Regions from separate parts of the Homo sapiens genome. Here region 1 is linked to region 2. The links are chromatin loops, found by intact Hi-C in ENCODE. Cell type or tissue: CD4-positive, alpha-beta T cell. All regions are shown on one strand.

The links. Peaks named below come from ENCODE experiments on the same cell type or tissue, not always from the same donor. Only the 100,000 strongest peaks of a DNase experiment are listed, where the experiment ranks them.
Region 1: a loop joins it to region 2, with 2.6 times the contacts of the local background. A loop is called at or near these places in 15 of 110 quality-filtered maps.

Annotation. Positions count from the first base shown.
Region 1 is chr11:96,042,590-96,050,589 of GRCh38, forward strand. All of the region lies in intron 2 of MAML2 (mastermind like transcriptional coactivator 2), which reads right to left. Among named protein-coding and RNA genes, the nearest start is that of MTMR2, 120 kb to the left of the region's middle. In CD4-positive, alpha-beta T cell, no CTCF peak of the experiment used is centred here; no DNase peak of the experiment used is centred here.
Region 2 is chr11:95,853,052-95,861,051 of GRCh38, forward strand. MTMR2 (myotubularin related protein 2) reads right to left here. Exons shown (of 15, transcript NM_016156.6): 6 at 5,480-5,581; 7 at 4,501-4,584. Among named protein-coding and RNA genes, the nearest start is that of CEP57, 67 kb to the left of the region's middle. In CD4-positive, alpha-beta T cell, no CTCF peak of the experiment used is centred here; no DNase peak of the experiment used is centred here.

The DNA.
Region 1 (8,000 bases), 190 kb after region 2:
TCCTTCACCATTGGCTCCCATCCTACCTTTTCGTCTTTAAGCCAGGCCTGTTCCCCATGAAGCCTTTTCTCCATCTTCCTTATTTACCTAATGTCACAAAGCTCAATGAAGTCCTTGTTAAGATGATGCTTGTTACCAACCAATCGTTAACGTTCTTTTTTTTTTTTTTTTTTGCGACGGAGTCTAGCTCTGTCACCCAGGCTGGAGTGCAGTGGTGCCACCTCTGCTCACTGCGTCCTCCAACTTCTGGGTTCAAGCAATTCTCCTGCTTCAGCCTCCTGAGTAGCTAGGACTACAGGCATGTACCACCACACCCGGCTAATTTTTTGTATTTTTAGTAGAGATGGGGTTTCACCATGTTGGCCAGGCTGATCTCAAACTCCTGGCCTCAAGTGATCTTCCCGCCTTAGCCTCCCAAAGTGCTGGGATTACAGGCATGAGCCACCACCCGGCGAATCCTTAACATTCTCTTGTCTGGGTACCACCTTTAATTTAGTACTGGGTTCTCCAGGGAACACACAAAGAACACCATCTTTATCTTAGATCAGCTAAATTATTACTTTACTTTTATATCAACGGAAGGAAGGACCAACAGCTAATACTGATATCATTTTACAAACAGGAACACAAAAGATCAGACACATTAGCTAATGGATTTGGGTTCTAACTAGCAAAATTTGCTTCCTGTCCCAGAATCAGCACTATGACTAGAGAGTACAGACAGGGAGGTCCAGGCAGAAGGTCCAATCCCCCTGTCCAGGAACAGAAAAGTACTTCAAAAGAAGGAACAACATAAAGAAGCCTTATAAAAGTTCTCAAATGGAAATGAGAAAAAAACTCTGCCATCTGGGCTACAGAGAAAGAGCTACAAGGGCTGCCAAATATACTTTAATGGTCACTGGTGGAAACCTGGTCTCCCCATATAAAGGGAAAGGATTCTGGAACTTATGCTGCACACAGATGGTAAAGTAATTTGCATTTAATATAAAAATTTTCCCATCAGAGGAAGACCAGAATCGATGAGAAATCCCTGTTCATTTCCTCTGGTTAAAACAACAACAAAAACTAAATGGATGATAGAATGTCTGGTTGAATAATTCAACTATAACAAAATATTTTTTGGGCAGGCAATTATTCTGCATGAAGCACTGCACTAAGCAATAATGGTGCCACAGAGGTGACTATGGGGCAGTGTTTTCTTTCTAGGAACTTTCAGTTGAAAGGATTAGAAAAACACACAGTAACTATCCTACTAAGAAGAAAATAAGAATGCCTTCCAACAGAGGCATTCAAAGAAAGGGTTCCCTAAGTGCTGGTGGTAACTCTGGTAGTAACTTCCATAATGGACTTAAAATAAGTAGATGAAGGTAATCATCTATGTCAATCAGGTGAGTAATGGCCCAGGGCCTATGGCCCATGGAGACAAAGGCAGGTGTGGAGTACACAAAGCCAGAGGGAAATCCTGGAAATCACACCTTGTATGAAGGTTACAAGCTAAGGTAGGAATCCAAGACTGTGTTGCTAACCAAGGGACTGGATAAACAATGGGAACCAAGCTGTGGAACAAGAACAGGGCCCGAAAATTCTTGGGTCTCAGAAGTGCTGGGGTATCTGGCTGGGCAAGAGGGAGGCGTGCCTGGAAGGGTTTTGGTGGTGGACTCTAGGTGCCAGCAGCAGTTTTTCACATGGTTGCATGGATGCCTTAAGTATTTTGTAGAATATAGGACAGAACACACACAACCTATTTGTCATGACATGTAGGGTGGTGGTAAAGGTTCTCTGCTCCCAGTTTTTCCCTTCCCTGCCTACTGCACAAATTCAACCATTCTTTGGGTATAAAATTCCCCCCATTCTCTCCCTTCCTCTCCTTTCATATGGTTATTGAGTATATATTATGTCCCAGGCATTGTGCTAGGCTTAAGAATTCCTATTAAAACACAAATACCCTAGGAGAAACCTTAATCTTGGCATAGAGGGAGTGCTCAATAATTATATTTGGAATGAATGCATGAGGCCATGATCAGCTAACATCTTAGAAAGGATTGTGACTGCAAGCCAGGAAAGAGCAACCATGCAGGTAGCTGGGATGATATACAAGCATTAGCTGCTGAAGTGAATCAAGAGAAAAAGAGGTCCATTGGCAAGTTTTTCTGACTGTACAATTTTGTTCAGAGATGAATCTGTCTCACCTATTTGGAAATGAAAGTTGTTGACGAAAAACTAAGTCATTCAACTCCTTGAAGATGAGGTATTTTTGTCTTCATCCATTGTAATGAAAGGGCTCTTGTTCCAGATAAAAGTATCAGGATGACTTTCGTGAATCAGGATATGCCTGCACTTAGTGTGAGTCTCTTGATCATGCACACTCTTAGGACAGGACCACTGCAGATACACTCATGGAGGTTTTGCCTACACAAGAGCACTTGGTTGAAAAAGCAAGTTAAGACTGAAATATATCCATCCTGCACTTCACCAAGCCTTGCACCCAGGGTGGGTGGGTGGAGATGGGGGTGGTGGTGGTGGATAGGCCCTAAGGAAGAGCAGCCTTTTTCTAATTTGCTCAAAGGTTTTCCTGTATCTGGTGATTTAGGTCATATGGATGTCCCTGGTCACCCGTACTGAGCAAAGTCATTTTTGTTCATCAAGTTCTATATTAACTGTTGGAGCTAGAACAAAAAGCCATTCTTTATCTGCTGTGAGAGAGTATGGTGCCTGCATATTACGGAATCAGAAAAGAACTGAGGCTAAGAAGACCTGGGTGAACCCTAGTCCTGCCACTTCCTTTTTGTGTGGCAGAGGGGAGTTCACCTCTCAGCCTCAGTTTCCTCATCTGTGAGATTAATGTTACAGATTTGGGAATGTCTGAGATCTCCCCAAACCTCAGATGTCTATGATTCTCTCCTAATGCCATCAAAGATTAAGTCCTTTACCCCTTCAATAGTCCTTTCTTGCCATTCAAAACCAGTTTCAACAAAACAAAACAACAATCAGAAAGAAAAATTGGTGTGTATAGAAAGTAACGTTTGGGCTGAACCAAAATTCTTTGGTTCAATTTAATTCTTAATTTAAGAACAGGTCACAGAGAAAACAATTCACCAAATAAAAGGAATATTTTGTCACTCAGATAACTGAGTTAAACAGAGAATACCCTCCAAGTGGATGAAACTTCCTTGTAGAGCCTAGAAGATAAATCGAGACAAACTGGTGACCTCAGGAAACATTTGATTGCCAAAGTGATGTAATAATGGGATTTTTTTTCCCTCGTAACCTTTTGCTGCCCCTCTTTATTTTTCTCCCAGTCAGCACACTTCTGTTTTTTTTTTTTTTTTCCCCCATTCCTGTTATTGTTTTTGGTTTTGCCCTTGGCCTTCTGTTTTGTTAGGTCTTATTTCTGAACGAAAGGCTGCTAACCCACAGAATTTACTTTTGAAAGAAGTGAACGATTTCTTTCTCCTTCTCCTTCACTTGCCTCCTGCCATGCCAGCAGGCAGCGCTGCTTGGTAAGAGAAACTGGCAGGAGTATGCGTCTGAGTTGGGGGAGGAGGAGAGAGGGGAGCAGGCAGGGGGCAGGAGGGAGGATTCTGACCAGCGCAGGTGAGGTAGAAGCAGAGCTAATGAGAAGCATATGCCGCCAACCATTTTAAAGGCAGGCTCGAGCCAAGAGACGTGATGAATTGCAAGAATGTGTTGTGTTCATAGCCGGGGAGCTGGCAGAAATAGCCCAGCTAAAGGACTAGGATGGAAGGGTTTTTTTTGTTGTTGGTTTTTTTTTTCTTTTAAGAACTCAGGCTTAAAAATACATTTCTCTTTGTCAGCAAAATGTTCTAGTTTCAAAACTATGAATGGTAGACTACCTCTGTCAGACTAATGCTTTTCTTTTTACCTCAGATACTGTAAGATACGAGTTACCTTCAAATTAAAGGTAATACCTATACCAAATAGACTTAGATGATAGCAGCTCTGAGCAACTTGGGACATTCTGAATACACAGGACAATTCTAGCCCCTGGATTTGAACAGGTGAACTCTGCTTACATCAGAAGGCCCTGAGGAGGACAGGTAGAAACAGAGCAAAGGCCCAGGAAGATTTTTTCCTTCCTTTCCTTCTCTTTCCACCCTCTCTCCTTCTCTCTCTCCCTTCCTTCCTCCCCAAATTATTTGTAAAGTATCTTCTAAGTGTCAGAGTCTGTTTAGGAAAAGATATGGTGGAGAAATGGAATCTAGGTATCACCTCCAAAACCTGTGCCCTCCAGATCACCCAGGAAGTTGACAGAGGCTTTCCTTCAGAGGCCTACACTAAAGCTCTCTCAAAATGTTTAGTTGGCAGAATCATAGTCCCTACTTTCCAACAATAAGTTTGTTAGAATTGACTCTTGAGTAAGAGCTTAGCCCAAGACTAGATCAGGACCTTACAATGAGAAGACTGTATTTTTAAGTTGAGGCTATCAATAAATAGACAGAAACAAAATTTTGCCTTTGGTACCTTCTATCTTCTTTTTACATGTCTAAGTTTGCTTGTGTTGTTCCTGGCCACTCAGTTTCCAACTGACAGGAGTATAGTGTCCACATAGATGTTGTTTACTCCTGCTTCCCCTAGTGCCTGGCATAGGGCTGGCACTTAATAGCTAATTAAATAGTTGTTCAATGAATAAATGAGTGCTTTCCCTTCAAATGCCCCTATTCTAAATTTCCTTTCACTTTCTTGTTGCTCAACTAACTCACCTCCCAACCCAAACTCCAAGCAGTTTTATCTCAAATCCTTGTTCTGTCATTTTATAATAAAAAACCTTGGGCAAATTACTGAATTCTCTAAGCTTCAGTATCCTCTTCTTTAAGTGGGGTTAATAAAATTTACTTTACAGGTATGCTTTGAGGATTCATTGGAAATTTATATACAGAAAACTTAAATAAAATGCCTTGTCCATCTCTTGGCATGTAGTAAGCATCCAAAAGAGACTGATTACCTCTTTCTTCTTTTCACCCCTTCTGATAATCTCCATCAAGTATTAGAAAAAAAATGTAGTTAAAACTAGGCTTGTTGGCCGGGCGCGGTGGCTCATGCCTGTAATCCCAGCACGTTGAAAGGCCGAGGCAGGTAGATCACGAAGTCACGAGCTCGAGACCAGCCTGGCCAAGATGGTGAAACCCTGTCTCTACTAAAAATACAAAAATTAGCTGGGCATGGTGGTGGTGGGCACCTGTAATCCCAGCTACTCGGGAGTCTGAGGCAGGAGAATCGTTTGAACCCAGGAGGCGGAGGTTGCAGTGAGCCAAGATCATGCCACTGCACTCCAGCCTGGGCGACAGGCAAGACTCTGCCTCAAAAAAAAAAAAAAAAAAAAAAAAGAAAAAAGAGAGAGAGAAAGAAAAAACAACAAAAAACAAGTCTTGTTAAGTTATGAATGAGGAATGAGTCTAATCCTTCTAGACTACAGTAGAAAATATGGAGGTGGTAGGTGGGGTAGTTTGAGAAGCCAAGACGTTTTAGGGTTCATACCCACTCTGTGCTATCTCCATCCTCCATGCTCTGTTTGGACAGCCAGTACCCACTCTAGTTACCTCAGCACTTCAGATCAGGTGTCATAAAAAGGTGCACCACTTTTAAAAGGTTGCTGACACCCCCATACACTGCAGTTAACATTATTCTAACTTAATTTAATAGGTGAGCAAGTTAATGGAAAACAATGAAATCTGGATCAAGAAATAAGAATTTATAAGAATCAAAATGTAGTATAAAATTACATGATCAAAGAAAACAAAGTAAATCCATAAATGTTCATTCCCAATGTTTATTTGATGTCCCAAATAAATAAAGTTTAGGAGGATGAAATCATGCCAATAAAATCCACTCTGAATTTTTTTATACAACTAATTTTTTGCACTGTAATTTAGGCAGAAAGAAAATGATTTTAAATTAAAATTTTTAACACATATAGGTAATTAAATTTATGTGGCTATTTTCTAAGAAAATGTCTTAAGAGGAGTTCAAGGAAATAAAGTATAAAATTTCATTAAATTTACCTTCATTGGAAGAATATATGATGAAATAGATTTTTAAAGTTTCCTAAAGAAACTGTTATTCTATCTGACAGAACCAAAGTCTTTCTTTTTTTTTCCTTCTCTTAGATTGGCATGACCTACAAGAAAATACCCATTTATGGTTTCCAAATGCCAACATGTCGACATTTCTATATTTTTTCCATCCTTCATGCAAGTTTTAAAATTTACTTGACAATTAAACTGCCTAATTTAGAATTTTGCTTGCCAATTGCAAATTCTTTCGTTGCACAGATCTATGAATTAATCAGAACAAAGTAGAAAAGTGCTAGCCATAGTGGAAGAATTTAGTTTAATTTTTCTTCTTGGCAGGAATATGTGTTCAAGTACATTATAAGCAGACAAAACATGTAGCTGAAAATTTTTTGGAAGAGCTATTAAACTTTCCACTATAATGAACCAGTGATGCTTCTAATATCTCAAATAGAATTCTATTGATTTGGAACCTGTTCTCATGTTACTTAGCAGGTCTTCAAGGTAGATAATGAGTTGTAATTACTATTTCCTTTAAAAGGACTTGGACAAGATGAGCTGCAGGGTGGTGACTTCAGAACTGGCATACTATGCTCTATTTTTCTTTACTCCTCTTTGTACTTTGTGTCCTTTTAAAATCATTTGTATTATCAACTCCATTTTAGAATAGGTAATAATATAAAGTAGAGAAATTTACATAAAATGAAGATTTCCCTTTGTCTCACATATATTTTCATCCAAATTTAACTTTCTTTCCATTTCAATAAAGTCCCTTTTCTTTTTTTGACAAAGAAGGTAAAAGTAATTTTTAAAGGAAACATGGAATCTGTTCCCAGTGTGTTTATAGATTGGCTTAATAGAAATAATGCATAGTTTATAAAGCATCTCCATGAAGATATCACTGAACACAGGACATAGGATTTGGACTAACACTAAACCTGACTAAACTCTTGGCTCCACTATGTATAGCTGAGCGACCGTGGGCAAGTGTTGTAATCTCTCTGAGCTTTGGTTTTTGCTAAGAAGTAAGGCCAATAATACTTGGTGACTAATCAAGAGGCTGTAAGTAAAGCATTTTGCACAGTCCCTGGTATACAGTAAGAATTTAATAAACAGAAACTACTATTATCATCCAGGCAGAAGAATAAATGGAGTACTTAATCCTTTTACTAATTCAAGTGTGTGCTAATTGAAATCTCTAACACCTCATTAATGTGGAATGACTTGGGAGTTTAGTGGTTCTCACTGGTCAAAAATTTCCCTAATTACTTAAAGATGTTTATTATCATTAATAATTTAAATCAGGGAAGTCACGACTTCTCTGAGCTACTCACTTAAGTAGATCAAACCCCATCCAACCGTGTTGGAATTCACTCACGTTCTTTCCGAACAGTAAAGCTACCATAGATTTTTACCATGGTCCTTTCAACTTTTTACCTCTCTGATCTCATTTTATTCCATTTTACCCTCAAAACAACCCAGTAAGGAAGGGTAAAACTCAAAAGATCCTTACCGGTGTGGCTCCTGGACCTATTTAATAATCTATTAAGATCATACAGATCTAAGGAAACTGACATCCCTGGGTATTTATACAAGTGAGTGTATGTGTGAGAGAGTCAACTACACTTGAGTTCTGAAGAATGGGACTGTCGGTAGGGGCTGATGTGAAGGGCAGGCATAGGGTGAAAGATCACTGGGCTTGACTCTTGGTTGTTGAAGGGAGGACACCGACTGGCAAATATGGCCATGCCTGTATTATTCCACTCTGGGACATATTTGTGGCATATATGAGATGTAAGAATGAATCCTTCACAGGGACATTGGATGGGTTTTTCAGGCTATGTAGTAAATAACTATTTGGATGGTGCAGGCAAAGAGTTAACAAAAACTCTTTTCCTTTTTGCATGAGAATCTGACCTTTGGTTAACTTCTTAACTTGGTTTCCCTGGAAACAGATAAAGATGGTATGTG
Region 2 (8,000 bases):
TATATATACACAGTTCACTGTACTTTTTATTATAGCACGTGAAAAATATATATTTCATATTTTTTATATATGTATATATCATATATATACTTATATATTTTTTTCACATGCTGTACTAAAAAGTACAGTGAATTGGCAAGTTTAAAGAGATGGTATTCAACCAAGAAACCTGGTTATCATCTTTAACTCCTCCCCCTCCCTTATCCCTTACATCCAGTCAGTGACCAATTTCTATGATTTTTCCTCCAGAAATACCAGAAGTTTGCTCACTTTTTTCAATTCTTACCACCACTTCCCTAATTCAGGCCATTATCACTTCTCTCCTGTCCCTCTATAATCCATTCTCTACACTGCCTCCACAGTAATCTTTTAAGATGCAAAAGGGATTATGTCATTCCTCTGCTTAAAATCAATGGCTACCTATTGCTTTTCATATAAAATATGAAGTCCTTTACCAGACTTAGCAAAGCCCTCTACAATCCTGCTTTCTCCAGATCTCTCCCTTGCCACTGTATGCTCTGGTCTAGTCTATATCAAACGTCTTTCAGCTCCCAGATGGCCTCATGTTCTCTCCCTACAGTACTTGCTCTATCAGACTATTCATTACATTATATTGTAATTGTTAATCTATTTGTTTGAATGCTCCACTGAACACAAACTCTTTGGGAACCTGGACTTTATCATTTTGTTTCATATTTTAGCCACTAGTATTTAGAAGGTATTATATGAATTTGATAAATGCATGAATGAATAAATCAGTGAACCACAGGAAGTTTCCATATGAAGCAAAATTAGTTTCTGAAGTTTTCTTAGAAAACATGGAGTCAGAGCTAAAGGTCAGATCACTTGAGAAGTATACATCAGAGGGCCTAATGTACCATCCCCCAACCCAGAAAGGTACTCCTGTCTCTCTCCCACCCCACTTCCCATATCCTTGTAAAAACACTACCAGGAGAACCACTGTTCTCATGGGGAATGTCACATTATTCACGTAAGTAGCAGGGTGGGGTAGGAATGAGAACCAATGACTTAGATTACCTTCATGGCTATTGTCCTCCTCATTCTTAGATAAGCCGACACACCTATCTTCACTAAAAACTGCCTTTCAAGCAGAAAACTGGAATTGGCTAGCCCTCAGACACTCTCTTTGTAGACTACTAAAAATATACTGACAATTATTGATCTTTGGTATATATCTACTCTCCAAGCAAAATCACTGCCCTTCAGTATCCACTTGTCAGGGTCAAGTTTATTATACAAACAAACTGAAAGGACCATGGCTTTCTTAGTTACTTACATTCCAGTTCTAAGGATAAGTTCTCTTTCCCTTGACTGAAGTAACTGTTTTCCAAGTTTGTTAAGTAATGCATGTAACTTATGTTGGGTATTTCTGCAGAAGACCGTGCTCGTTATCTTTTTTGTTCGTTTCATGAGATAAGGTCTCTGCACTCTTCACCAGGCTGGACTGCAGTGGTACAATCACAGCTCACTGCAGCCTCAACCTCCAGGGCTCAAGCAATCCTCCCACATCCGCCTCCAGAGTAGCTAGGACTTCAGGCATGCACCACCATGCCTGGCTAATTTTTGTATTTTTTGTAGAGATAGGGTTTCACTATGTTGCCCAGGCTGGTGTCGAACTCCTGAGCTCAAGCAATCCTCCCACCTTGGCTTCTCAAAGTGCTGGGGTCACAGGTGTGAACCACTGTACTGGACTGCTCATTATCTTTATACAGATTTTTACCCATGACTTGATATTTTTCCTTTTTGTTTTTTTTGAGACAGGGTCTCACTCTGTCATCCAGGCTGGAGTGCAGTGGCATGCTCAGGGCTCACTGCAGCCTCGAGCTCCAGGGCTCCATCAATCCTCCTGCCTCAACCCCCCTGGATAGCTGTGACTACAAGCATGTGTCACCACACCTGGCTAATTTTTGTATTTTTGGTAGAGACAGGGTTTCACCATGTTGCCCAGGCTTGTCTTGAACTCCTGGGCTCGAGCAATCCTCCCACCTTGGCCTCCCAAAGTGCTGGGATTACAGGTGTGAGCCACTGTGCCCAGATGACTTGATTTTTCTTGGCCTTATCCACAAACTCCATAGTCCTGTCTATAATCACTACATACTGTATATGTCCTTCAAGAGTAAATTAAAGAAACATTCTCCTATATGACAAACCTAAATGGTTATTAATAACTTTGTCCATTTTTATTTATTTACTTATTTTTTGAGACATGGCATCTCACTATTGCCCAAGCTTGAGTGCAGTGGCACATTCACAGCTCACCACAGCCTTGATCTCCCAGGCTCAGGTGGTCTTCCCACCTCAGCCTCCCAAGTAGCTGGGACTACAGGTGCATGCCACACCTGGCTAATTTTTATTTTTTTGTATAGATGGTGTTTCACTATGTTGCCCACGCTGGTCTCAAACTCCTGGGCTCAAGCGACCTGCCTGCCTCGGCCTCCCAAAGTGCTGGGATTACAGGTGTGAGCCACTGCGCCCAGCCTTTGCCCATTTTTGAAGAGATATAGTCTAATTTCTTTTAAGACTATTAAGTGTAGATCTGTTGAATGAATGTAGCTTTCATTTTTTTAGTGGCAGCACATGATAAAGCCAGTCATGATATCTGTTTTTCAGAGCCTCACAATGTAATAAATATAATAATCATCATTTGGATAGATTTTTACAGTTTACAAAGTGCCTTTCTATATGTCACTAATCCTTCAAACATCCCATAACGTGGTATCTATCACCAAGTAAAAAATGAAGGCACTGTGCCATAAATGATTCATTCAAGAGCCTACATCTGAGTGTGAGAGTAAGAACTAGAGCTAAAATTCAAAACTAAGTTTTCTAAATGTGCTAGAATTAGAGTGTGGTGGTAATTGCACAATTTCGTGAATATGTTAAAAAGCAGTGGACTGTATACTTTAAAACAGTAAATTTTATGGTATGTGAGTTACATCTCAATTTAAAAAAAAGAAAGGTCTATATGTTTGAAGATGGTACCATCTCCAAAATATATTAATGAAGAAAGAAAAGCACAGAAGAGTGTGCATGGCATGCTACCATATGCTTAAAAAAACAATACCCACACATATATACACAAGCTTTGTAGGCATGAAACCTTTGAAAAAAATACTCAGGAAACCAATAATATCATTTCCTAAAGGGAGGGGAACTGGAATGGCTAGGGGGACACAGGTTGTCCTGCAAGGAAAACCTACCTTTCAGTATACCCTGCTGGACCTTTTGAATTTTGTACAGAATGCAAGTATTACCACTTCCTTTTTTTTTTTTATTTAAAGGGGGGGAAGTGAATAATCTGATGCTTTATCATTAGTCCTTAATTTTAAGAGATCATCTTCATTTTCTTCTGTAATAAACTTAAAATATATCCAAGAAAAAAATCTTAAAACTACAGCTTCTAACTACAAATACAGTGTCCTCTCCATTAGACCTTTTAGTTGACTCAGAGACAGTTTCTCATGCTGCCAAAAAAAAAAAAGCCAACAAATTCATCTAGTAAGTCAAAGACCATAAAGCATCCATACCATTTTATGTAGAAGCTAATGCTCTATTCTTACTGCCACAATTCCTAATCTCTTAATTCTCTTTCTGTATGGGTATAGTTGTTCATTTACACTTCAACTTATTTTTTTTCAGTAATAATTTACCTCTTTTCTTTAGACACCTGCTTTCCAAAGTTCTACACTGAATGCTCCTGGGACAGCAATTTCTTCCCAGATTCTCAAAGAGTAGTCCTCATTTTTATAATTTCTAAAGACACCTGCTAGACTTTTTGGTTGCTTAGTCATCTTCTTCTGACACTGGATTTTTGAGTTAGCATGAATCTCCTGTTTCTTGTATACTCTTGGCTTTTAGTTGATTCCCACTTATTTTGTATTCTATTTCATATTTTGCCAAATAACTTTATAACTGAATGAGGAAATTTCAACTTCACTTTCCACATGTAAGTGTGGTAACAAACCCCACTTCAAGTCATTTAGATATCTTTAGCTCTCTGGTGGTGGTTCTTTACCTCTACCTGGCTTTGTGAAACAAAACCACAATAAATTAGAAATGTTATAATTAAAATGCTACGTTTGAAATTTAAATACAAAAGTAAAAGCTCAAGAATTTTCATATTTGAATTCTAGAATACTCTAGATAACAAATCTAATGATTACCAAGAAATAATCAATATGTCTTAAATTCTCAAGAAAGCATAGTGGACAGGAGGAAAGTTAAAAATAAAGAAAAGACTATTTTAGGTGGGGCTTAAGTAATGCAGTATAGGGACTCTTTGGGAAGTGGTATACTGAAGGAAGAATAGGAAGAATGATATACTAAAACAGATTTCAAGATTGAATTCTGCTTTAATCTCTTAATGTGGTGAATTACTGTGGTATGAGATATGCTGGTTTTCGTACATGGTTCCACCCAGTTTTCTTTGGAATGAAAAGAATACAAAATACTAAAATTGAAAGAGAAGAAAGTACATACCTGCCTTCTATACTCTAAAAGAGGGTCATATAGCTTCCACCCATTTTCAGGGAATACTTCTTTGTATTCAAAAGCAAAAAGAGGCTACAAAAAAGTAAACAATGGTAAGAGCTAAAAAAGATATTCACAAAGGTAATGAATCAGAAATGTATCCATATATCCAAAGTTTTCATTTATTTATCTGCAAGAACATTTTATGTATTAGCATCCTTTTTTGTATTATAGTTTTTGTTTTATCATTTTGAAAATCTATTTTTTTACATATTTTTAAGCATACAAAAAAGCAAAGACACTTGCCAACAAAACTTATCAAATACCAACATATCATTGTATTTCTTTCAGATTATCCTTGGTAGCCTTTGTAGGTTTACTTTCAAATAAAGACATTACATTTAAACACAACTATGATGTGAAAAAAATTTGAACTGGAGTCATAAGACCAACGTTGATTCCAAATGGTACTCCTACTAACTGTGCCCTTGAGTTAACTGCTTACCTGATGTTGCTTTCATCGCTAAACAGGGATAAATAATATCTACCACCATAGGCTACATAGAAGTGAAATGATATAAACGTGGGAGTCTAACACTGTCTAAAGCACATAGTGGGAACTCAGGGTTTGCCTACCCTTACCTCCCTCCCAAATTGCTAGTGTTAACTGGCTCCCAATTAAAAAGGAGATTACAAATCCTAATGAAGACAACAGGTAACTTTTCATCATGGAAACACCCTGAATAGCAAGATCATATAATCATAAAATGTTAGTGCTGGAATGGACCTCAGAAATCAGCTAGTCCAGCTTCCTTTATTTCATACCTAAAGAAATTGATCTAAGAGACTAAGTTACACTTACACTATACATCTGGTTAAATGTCAAAGCAGGGATGTAAATGTAGAGATTCTAGACAGCCTAGACAAGTTTCTTTATACGACATCAATAATTATAGCACAAATTTTCCAAAGACAGGAAACATTTTACCAGGTTATTAGAGACAGGAAATGCATATTTCATTAGATTCTCAAATATGGATCTTCTTGTCCGCCCCTCAGGTTTATGAGCAAATCGTAAATTCCTAATATCCTAGAAAAGATTTAGGAACCAAGTTAATAATTGTTCACTACTTACTTAAATGAATAAATAAGGTTACTTGGAACTATCTTGTAAAATGTTAAGATCTGTGAATGTGGGATACAAAAATAAATCAGACATCAGCTCCTGGAGACAGGGAAATTATAATGGTTTATTGGGAAAAACTGAAAGAAACACAAGGTACTCTACTATGAAGCAGAATTCAGAGGGCAGGAAATTTACCTATGCTTATGGACTCAAAATAGGCCAGTGAAAGAGGTAGTATTTGATGTAACCACTGGAGATTAACGATATTACATCTGAAGATTAATATCATGACTGATACAAACTATCAGCATATGTGCTTTCCCTGTGAAAGCCCATTTTCTGTCATAAATTTCTTTATTTATAAAACCTGATTAGTAGTTGTTACATTTCATACGTGTCTTCAGTTCATTATATCTGGTGATTATTTTCCTACTAACTATCCCTTCCCAGGGTTCATTTGCATTGGACCTTCTCTTCCTAAGTCCCCTGCTACTAGTAGACTTGATAGAACTAAACCCTGCCTGAAAGTGTTCCTTCCTTCACTCCATAACCACATTCTTCCACCATCTACTGACACATAACTCTGAATAGTTTAGTTTATATTATCCAGGCTCTACAGTAAGGTCTAAAGACCAAGTTTCCCTTCCATTTGTCCCTAAGCAGTTTTCTATGCTCAGACTGAATGCAGTTATTCATGTTCCGGTTTACTGGTATCTTAACAGCACTTAGAAAAAAACTGGGGATTAAGATAATTTCAAGGGCCAGGCACAGTGGCTCATGCCTGTTATTCCAACACTTTGGGTGGACAAAGCAAGAGGGACACTTGAGGTGTTCTACTTCTAAAACAGTGGTGGGGAAAAATTGGTATTGTAGACTTTTCCTATGTTCTTATCTACCGACATTCTTTAAATGCATTGATTGATACTTGAATGAAACATGAATTGTTACAAGTTCAAGGCCAGCCTGGGCAACATAGTGAGACCTTGTCTCTACAAAAAATTTTTTAAAAAAAATTTATAAGAAAAGAATAATTTTAAGACTGATCATTTTATTTAAATGTTTTTACCTAGGCAGAATTCAAAATAGCTTTATTATGCCTCATTTTGTAGAACCACACACAAAGCCTCTCCACTACAGTGTACCCACAATACATAAGTAAGACAGTATATGATCCAAAACTAGAATGCTGGCTTTACTATCTTTTAAAATAAACATGTGCGGGAACCTAAGCTGATATCTTGTTTTCCCTCAGTAAATATCTTTATAACTAGGTGAGATACTCAGAATCATTCTGTTAACCACAGAGTTCTCTGAAAGTACCATGTCAGGGGCCCTACAAATATTTTTGTTTATTGATAACGATCCTGTTCCATGGAAAGAAATTATATTTAAAATGATTAAGATTCAAAATTATCTTCTTTCACATCGTCTTATATTCTATGCACTACTTACTCTTAAACTACAGAAAAGTGATCAGGAAACAGTGTGCTTGACACATGGTTGCCAGCGATTACACTCACAGAGCCCTTCTGACTATAATGGAAAACCACAGGCCAGGCACAGTGGCTCACACCTGTAATCTCAACACTTTGGGAGGCCAAGGCGGGCAGATCACTTGAGGCCAGGAGTTCAACACCAACCTGGCCAATGTGGTGAAACCCATCTCTACCAAAAATACAAAAATTAGCCAGGCATGGTGGCATATGCCTGTAATCCCAGCTACTGAGGAGGCTGAGGTAGGAGAATCACTTGAACCCGGGAGGCAGAGGCTGCAGTAAGCCAAGATCACGCCACTGCACTCCAGCCTAAGCAACAGAGCCAGACTCTTGTCTCAAAAAAAAAGAAAACTACAAAAATAATTACTAAGTCATTAGCTTTAATACCAGAGTCACAAAACTTCTAAGATTAGCATAACAAAGTATCTTGAATTATACACATGCTGTTTCTTTTGGCACTGGCAGAATAAAAAGAAAGGAACAATGTGATGTAGAATCTCAATGTGCATGGGTGTTAGTTAATTAGGCCTTAATAACAGTGACCTGGAGAAGTGGTACGTAGAATTAAATACCTATGACTTAATGGTAAAAATGTAACAATCTATGTTTCATTCAAGTATCAACGCATTTAAAGAATGCCAGTAAATAAGAACATAAGAAAAGTCTACAATATCAACTTTTCCACACTATTGTTTTAGAAGTAGAAAAACTGGCCGGGCACGGTGGCTCACGCCTGTAATCCCAGCACTTTGAGAGGCCGAGATGGGCAGATCACGAGGTCAGGAGATTGGGACCATCCTGGCTAACATGGTGAAACCCCATCTCTACTAAAAATACAAAAAAAAATTAGCTGGGCGTGGTGGTGGGCGCCTGTAGTCCCAGCTACT